Regions from separate parts of the Homo sapiens genome. Here region 2 is linked to region 1. Evidence: chromatin contacts called from ENCODE Hi-C or POLR2A ChIA-PET data. All regions are on one chromosome and are shown on one strand. The core of a region is the stretch at or near the end of the contact, and the rest is flanking DNA. Distances in the headings are between cores, read along the strand shown.

Evidence for each region. A loop is a pair of places that touch in the nucleus more often than their neighbours do. ChIA-PET counts read pairs that join two places held with the same protein, here RNA polymerase II (POLR2A). Pooled maps may share reads with other maps.
Region 2: a map with no recorded cell type shows a loop between it and region 1 (4-fold over the local background). The contact joins two enhancer-like sites. A Hi-C loop is called at or near these places in 2 of 168 maps with a recorded cell type or tissue (K562 and naive thymus-derived CD4-positive, alpha-beta T cell), 1 of 37 single-sample maps with no recorded cell type and 8 of 50 pooled maps. POLR2A ChIA-PET finds 5 or more read pairs at or near these places in 2 of 52 experiments (T-cell and activated CD4-positive, alpha-beta T cell).

The regions. Positions count from the first base shown.
Region 1 is chr15:90,163,841-90,167,797 of GRCh38, forward strand. It overlaps the pseudogene RN7SL346P. Among named protein-coding and RNA genes, the nearest start is that of SEMA4B, 36 kb to the right of the region's middle. RefSeq lists a silencer at 1-122. Within about 2 kb of position 1,916, at least 20 of the 41 ENCODE cell types and tissues checked have a DNase peak (open chromatin) inside an H3K27ac peak, as active enhancers do.
Region 2 is chr15:90,477,884-90,481,840 of GRCh38, forward strand. IQGAP1 (IQ motif containing GTPase activating protein 1) reads left to right here. Exons shown (of 38, transcript NM_003870.4): 26 at 1-6. Among named protein-coding and RNA genes, the nearest start is that of CRTC3, 50 kb to the right of the region's middle. Within about 2 kb of position 1,833, at least 8 of the 41 ENCODE cell types and tissues checked have a DNase peak (open chromatin) inside an H3K27ac peak, as active enhancers do.

The DNA of each region.
Region 1 (3,957 bases), core at 666-3,165:
TAATCCCAGCACTTTGGGAGGCCGAGGCAGGTGGATCACCTGAGGTCAGGAGTTCAAGACAACCCTGGCCAACATGGTGAAACCCCATCTCTACTAAAAATACAAAACTTAGCCAGGTGTGGTAGCACATGCCTGTAATCCCAGTTACTCGGGAGGCTGAGGCAGGAGAATCACTTGAACCCAGGAGGTGGAGGCTGCAGTGAGCCAAGATCACGTCATTGCACTCCAGCCTGGGTGACAGAGTAAGACTCCATCTCAATTTAAAAAAAAAAAAAAAAAGCTTATCGGCCGGGAGGCCAGCCATGTTGGCTCATGTTTGTAATCTCAGCACTTTGAGAGGCCAAAGTGGGAGGATGGCTTGAGCCCAGGAGTTTGAACCAGCCTAGGCAACATGGCAAAACCCCATCTCTACCAAAAATACAAAAATTAGCCAGGCATGGTGGCACACACCTGTGATCCCAGCTACTCAGGAGGCTGAGGCAGGAGAATCTCTTGAACCTGGGAGGTGAAGGTTGCAGTGAGCCGAGATCATGCCATTGCACTTCAGCCTGGGCAACAGAGCAAGACTCTGTCTCAAAAAAAAAAACAAACAAAGATCAGCAGTATGGTGGTATGTCGCTGTAGTCCCAGCTACTCGGGAGGCTGAGGTGGGAGGATGATTTGAGCCTGGGAAGTTGAGGCTGCAGTGAGCCAAAATAACATCACTGCACTCCAGCCTGGGCAACAGAGACAGACCCTGTCTCAAAAAAAAAGAAAAAGAAAAGAAAGCTTTTTAAGTCCTTGCCATGGCCTTCTGTTAGATCTGCAGCAGGAGAGGGAGGAGACGAGAGGCACCCTTGTGATGGAATATGGGGCAGCTCCTCCAAATGAGGGCAGAAATCTATACTTATTGGTAACTTTGCAAATATGTGTCTCCGTTGTATGCAGACACACATACAGAAAGTCTGGAAGGATGTGCTCCAGAATGCTAATAGCAGCATCTCTGGGAATCACCTTATGGGTGATTTCACTCCCTTCTATATACTTGTCTGAAGTTTTATTTTATAATGGGCAAGTATTTCCTTTATAATCAGGCTTTTTTTTTTTTTTTTTTTTTTGAGATGGAGTTTTACTCTCGTTGCCCAGGCTAGAGTGCAATGGCGTGATCTCAGGTCACTGCAACCTCTGCCTCCTGGGTGCAAGTGATTCTCCTGCCTCAGCCTCCCGAGTAGCTGCGATTACAGGTGTGCACCACCAAGCCCAGCTAATTTTTTTGTATTTTTGGTGGAAATGGGGTTTCACCATGTTGATCAGGCTAGTCTTGAACTCGTGACCTCAGGTAATCCACCTGCCTCACCCTCCCAAAATGCTTGGATTACAGGCATAAGCCGCTGCACCCAGCCAATAAAGCCATTTTCATTCTGAAAAAGAATTGAAAAAAGCTACTGAATAGGCCAAGCATGGTGACATGGGCCTGTAGTCCCAGCAACACAGGAGGCTGTGGCAGGAGGATCACTTGAGGCCAGGGACTGGAGGCTGCAGTAAGCCATGATTATGTATGTGAATAGCCACCACACTCCAGCCTGGGCAACACAGTGAGACCCTATCTTATGAAATAGGAAGGAAGGAAGACCACTGAATAGAAATAAAAGAATGGGAAGAAGTCCTGATACATGTGTCTCATGTTTTCAGTCAGATCCCTCTAGGGATGCAGGTGGAATCTGTGTCACCCATGAATGGACCCTTTACTTGGGGGGCATTCAAAATATGAAGGTAATGAGGACTAAGTAGACATCTTCCAATGAATGACACAGAAATTATAAACCTCTTGGCAGTCTCTTTGAACAACTCTCATCTTTCTCAGGATCTTAATGATTCATGTCACAGGCCCTTCCCAAAGATTGTGTGGTGGCTCTGGAGGAAAACCGAGAAGTGATATTACTCGTTTCTGGATAATTGTCAGTGAGTCAGACCTCGTTCAGCGCTCTGGAGTTTCCAGGCCGTTAACTTCTCTGCCTGAACTCATGAGTCAGGGTCAGTCAGCCCAGAGCTGCAATGTGTACGTGCTTCCCGGCCCTGCTCTTCTGGCCCGCCCCCAAGCCTTCACGCATGCACCCCTGCAGGCACTTACCAGCCTCCTCATCCGTATATCCTGGAAAGGGTGCAAGCATGCCTGGCTTAGTCATCCATCCACAGGAAGTTTGCACAGCCCTACCTGAGTGCTAAGATCAGGCTGTAAACTGCCAGAATGAAACAAAAGAGGGAAAATAAATATCAGCACTCTCCCATAAATTTTGCAATAGTCAGCTGTAGTCTAGCTGTGATTTAGAGCATTTGTTTTGTGAATAACCGGATGTGAATAATCTATATGTGAATAACCTATACGTCTGTCAATAGTGATCCATTATGATACATTGTGGTGGTGGGCACCTTGTAATCAGCTACTCAGGAGGTTGAGGTGGAAGGATCACTTGAGTCCAGAAGTTCTGGGCTGTAGTGCTCTATGCTTATAGTGTGTCCACACTAAGTTGGGCATCAATATGGCGACCTACTGGGAGCTGGGGGACCACCAGGTTGTCTAAGGAGAGATGAACCAGCCCAAGTCCGAAACAGAGCAGGTCAGAACTCTGGTGCTGATCAGTAGCAGGATGGTTCTGTGAATAGCCACTGCACTCCAGACTGCGCAACTTAGCAAGACTCTGTCTCTAAAAAAATGTGTGTGTTTGTATAAAATACATTGTAGTGTATCCAGAGAACAGATTACCATGCAGCTATTTAAAAGAACGAGGTAGAGCTATGTAAGTTGACATAGAAAGGGTCAGTTTGGCCGGGCACGGTGGCTCACACCTGTAATCCTAACACTTTGGGAGGCCGAGGCAGGAGGATCATTGAGCCCAGGGGTTCCAGGCTGCAGTGAGCTATGATCACACCACTGCACTCCAGCCTGAGTGACAGAGTGAGATCCAGTCCCTAAAAAAACCCAAAAACCAAAAACAAAAACGTAAGGTCAGTTTTAAGAATAAGAGGAACATTGGATAGCAGTGTATATATTATGCTCCTATTTGTGTGCATGTCAATTATTCTTATTTTTTAAATTATTTTGCTCACTCTGTCACCCAGGCTGGAATACAGTGGCACAATCTCGGCTCACTGCAGCGTCGACCTCCCAGGCTCAGGTGATTCTCCCACCTCAGCCTACCAAGTAGCTGGGACTACAGGCTCATGCTACCACGCACAGCTAATTTTTGGGGTTTCACCATGTTGCCTAGGCTGTTCTCAAACTGCTGGGATCAAGAGATCCTCCCGCCTCAGCCTCCCAAAGTGCTGGGGTTACAGGTATGAGCCACCATGACAGGCATCTTATTTTTATTTTTAAAAATTATAAATGGCATTTTCTCATTGTAAAAGGATAAAAATACAGAAAAGGCTAGCAGAAGACACGAAACTCTCTCATCACCCCTTGCATCAGTCAGGACAGGCTAGGCTATGCTGTGGTAACAAACATCTCTAAAAATGTCAATGGCTTAAAACAACAAAGATTTTTTTCTTGCCCATGCTTTATTCCTAACATGGACACAGAGATTCAGCTCATTGTAGTCCGCACCATAGTCACAGTGCCACCAACATATGATGCCACCATCCCAACGTGATACTTCACAGTTCACCATTATAGAGGAAGAAAGCATGAGAACCAACACAGGATCTCAAATGCCTCCCCTGGAAGGGATACTTGACACTTTTCCTCACATTTCACAAGCAAATCACAAGGATACACCTAACTTCAAGACAGTGTGAAAGTATAACCTTCCCCTGGACACAGGAAGAGAGCTGGAAATATTGATTCACCTTGGTAATGTCTACCACCCCATCCCAAACCACCCTCCTTCCCAGAGGGGAGTTAACATGTTGCTGCTGAATCCCTCCAGGCCTTTTTGATATATAGGCATACCTTGGAAATACTGCAGGTTCAGTTCCAGA
Region 2 (3,957 bases), core at 583-3,082, 310 kb after region 1:
GGCAAGGTATGTTAACCATAATGACACTTTTCTTTCATGTTGTTATAGTCTTTCCCTCTTTTTTCCCCTCTCTTTATTTATAAACTAATATTAGTTCAAATAGTTTTTCTTTTCTTTTCTTTTTTTAGACAGAGTTTCACTCTTGTCGTCCAGGCTGGAGTACAGTGGCATAATCTCAGCTCACTGCAGCCTCCACCTCCCAGGTCTAAGCAATTCTCATGCCCCAGCCTCCCGAGTAGCTGGGATTACAGTTGCACGCTACCACACCTGTCTGATTTTTGTATTTTTAGTAAGACTGGGTTTCACCATGTTGGCCAGACTGGTCTCGAACTCCTGACCTCAGGCAATCCATCTGCCTCGGCCTCCCAAAGTGCTGTGATTACAGCTGTGAGCCACCACACCCAGCCTCAAATAGTTTTTCTTTAGAAAACTGTGCTTTCTAAGTTGTTGACCTAGTAATAAATTCACTTATTTAGCAAATATTTATTGAGTATTAACTATGTGCCAGGCATTGTGTTAGAGATGTGTACAGTAATGCAATAATGAGTGAAACAGACATGCTTCCTGCCCTCTCTTCATAGTTCATTGGGTGGAAGAGACACCAACCAGGTACATAAAAATAAAAGCATAATTAAACATTGAAGAAAGTTTTATGAAGTTTTATGTACGGTTCTTTAATGGAGACTTTATAAGAGGGAGCTAACATAAGGTGGTTAGGGAAAGCCTATCCCGGAAGATAAAATTTCATTTAGCTGAGGCCCTAAAGCTAAGATGAACCCAGCCTTACTAAGAGCTAGGTGCAGAGTGTTTATGTCTGAACACTCTAAGCTGGAGGGTGTAGGACTTAAATGGACCCTGGCATAACTAGGGATACAGTTGAATGAGAAGGTTCATATAGATTGGGTGAGATCACTGTGTTTCATTAAAGGAAAAAGAAAACGGTGTGGAGTGAGCTTCCCTGAAATATCGTGAGTTGGGCTAATTAAATTAACGTATTACAGGAGATAGCTGAGCTAGGGCCATAGCGTAACCACCAACATTCATTTATCTAAAGCAAAAGTGTGCCAATCAAATATTGGTAATGCTGGGAAAAGGGAGTTCAGAATGCCAAAACGTTTCTGGTTTTATTTGTCTTGGGTGAGGACCCAGAGGGGTGGGAGATGGAGGTGTGAGCAGCATGGTCTGTTGTGGTTTTTTCTTGTTGTGGAGTAGAGTTAGATCATGCATGAAGCTCTCTGGGCATAGGTGGAGTAGCAGCTGTCCACACCATTGCTATTCAAAGTGTGGTTTGCACACCAGTAATGGAAAATCATCTGTGCACACTGTTTAGTTTAACTGATACTTTTTTTTTCATAGCAAGATTTTCTTAATGAAGGAAGTAATGTATTGATTTACATTCTGACTCATTGTCTTTATCTTGTCTTTGATCAGTTTGTAGACTGGCACTGGTCCACACTTTGAATAACACTATTCTTCATTCTACTTTCCATGTACCCGGATGCCAGGCAAACAGGGAGTTTTACGCTGGGTGGAGAACGGAACATTCTGCTGACTCCTTGAAAGGGCTTATCTCACCAGCCATGGTAGCTCACGACTGTAATCCCAGCTCTTTGGGAGGCTGAGGTGGGAGGATTGCTTGAGCTCAGGAGTTTGAGACCAGCCTGGGTAACATAGGGATACCTTGTCCCTACTTAAAAAAAAAAAAAAAAAAAATTAGCTGGGTGTGGTTGTGCACACCTGTAGTTCCAGCTATTCCAGAGGCTGAGGCAGGAGGATAGGTTGAGCATGGGAGGTTGAGGCTGCAGTGTGCCTTGATGGCGCCACTGCACTCCATCCTGGTTGACAAAAAAAGAAAGAAGGGGCGTTTCCTTATTAGGAATCATTTGGCATCTGATTGGTTCTCAGTACCATGTAGGTCTGTTATCAGGACTCAGATCATTGCAAAAGTCTTTTTAATTTTTTTGCCTGCATACCTGAGGCCCACATCCAGGAATGTGGTCAGCCAAGTGCAATACTTGTCTGGGAAGTTTTGCCTGCAACCCAGGGCATTCCTTGCCGATAGCCCCATGTACACTGGCTCCGGGCTTCTCAGTTATTTCCTCTGATGGTCCATGAGTCAGTCATTTTCAGATCCAAAGCCCGCTGGACATTTCAGGATTGGTTTTCTTGTGGGTACCTATAAGAAACTGGTGTCTTATTTTGCCTTTCATAAAATGGAAATTGAGCCAGGCATGGTGGCATGCACCAGTAGTCCCAGTTGCTCAGGAGGCCAAGACAGGAAGATCGCTTGAGCCCAGGAGTTTGAGCACTGCCTGGGCAATGTAGACCCCATATCTTAAAAAAAAAAAAAAAAAAAAAGGAAATTGATTTGAACTCTTTTTAAGATACCAGTGACTGTGAGGGATGGTGGTGTGGTGGGGATCTGTCCTGCAGGTAAGCATCACAGGTCCCTTAGCTTTCTTCTTTTACTTCAGCCACCATACACGTAGCAAACTGGAATCTTGTCACCTCTTGGGAATGTTCTTTCCTAAAATCTCAAAGTTAATGTTCTGTTCTATCACCAACGTTTTTTAGCATATTGATTCCCTTGCTGGTTACTACTTTTAAAACTCATATAAATAATAAAATATACAATATTCTTTATTGTTAAGTTCCATGTATTTATTTATTTCTCATAGAATGTTTCTGTTGATTTTTGCAGAATTTTTGTGTTCATAGTCTACCAATTTTAATTTAGCCATGCTATGACAAATGAAGAGGGGTATCCCTATCTACTTGTATTTTTCTTTTTGTTGTTGTGGTTGAGACAGAGTCTCGTTCTGTTGGTCAGGCTGGAGTGCAATGGTGTAATCTCAGCTCACTGCAACCTCTGCCTCCCTGGTTCAAGCGATTCTGCTGCCTCAGCCTCCCGAATAGCTGGGATTACAGGCATGCGCCACACGCCTGGCTAATTTTTGTATTTATAGTAAAGATGGGGTTTCTCCATGTTGGCCAGGCTGGTCTCAAACTCCTGACCTCAGGTGATCCACCCGCCTCGGCCTCCCAAAGTGCTAGGATGACAGGCGTGAGCCACCACACCCGGCCTCTACTTGTATTTTCTAAGGCTGCCATAACAAATCACCTCAAATTGGGTGGCTTAAAACAACCGAAAGTCATGGTCTCACAATTGTGGAGGCCAGAAATTTGAAACCATTATCATGAAGTCGAGGTGCTGGAAGAGCCACGCTCCCTGCAGAGGCTCTAGTGGAAACTCTGTTTCTTGACTCTTAGAGCTTGTGGTGACTGTTGACATCCCTCAACTTGTGGCTGTGTGGTTCCAGCCTCTGCCTTTGTGGTCACATTGCCTTCTCTTCCCCTTCTGTGTGTACCAAAGCTCTCTCTGCCTCTTTTTTTTTTTTTTTTTTTTTTTTTTAAGACAAGGTCTTGCTCAAGCAGTCCTCCCACCTCAGCCTTCCTAGTAGCTGGGAATGCTAGCATGTGCTGCTGTGCCTGGCATAGCACTCCTATCCTTGAAGACCTCCTTCTGGTTTCTAACAAAGTCCAGATTTGTCAGTATCATATACGGGGTCTGTCATGGCCTGCTCCCTGTCTGCTTTTCCACTGTCATTTCTCCTGTCTCCCCTTCCTTCCTAGAAGACTCTTCCTCTCCTTTTTTCCTGAGTTCAAGCATCCCTTCGTTTTGGAAGCTTTCCTTGCTTTTTCCATTCTGAGTTGAAGCCCTTTCCCTATGGTCCTGTGGCACTTTTGGTGAACTGATTTACAGCACAATAGGTTTATAATCATCTGTTTGTGTGTCGCTCCCACCAGACTGTAAAAGACTGAAGAGAAGGTGTCATGTCTTGTATAACTTTTATTCCCAAGTGCCTGTTATTGTGCCTGGCACACAATTCAGGCACCTGATTCACAGTTAAAAACCTGCGTTCAGATTCTAGACTTATCACTTACCAGCCCCGTGAG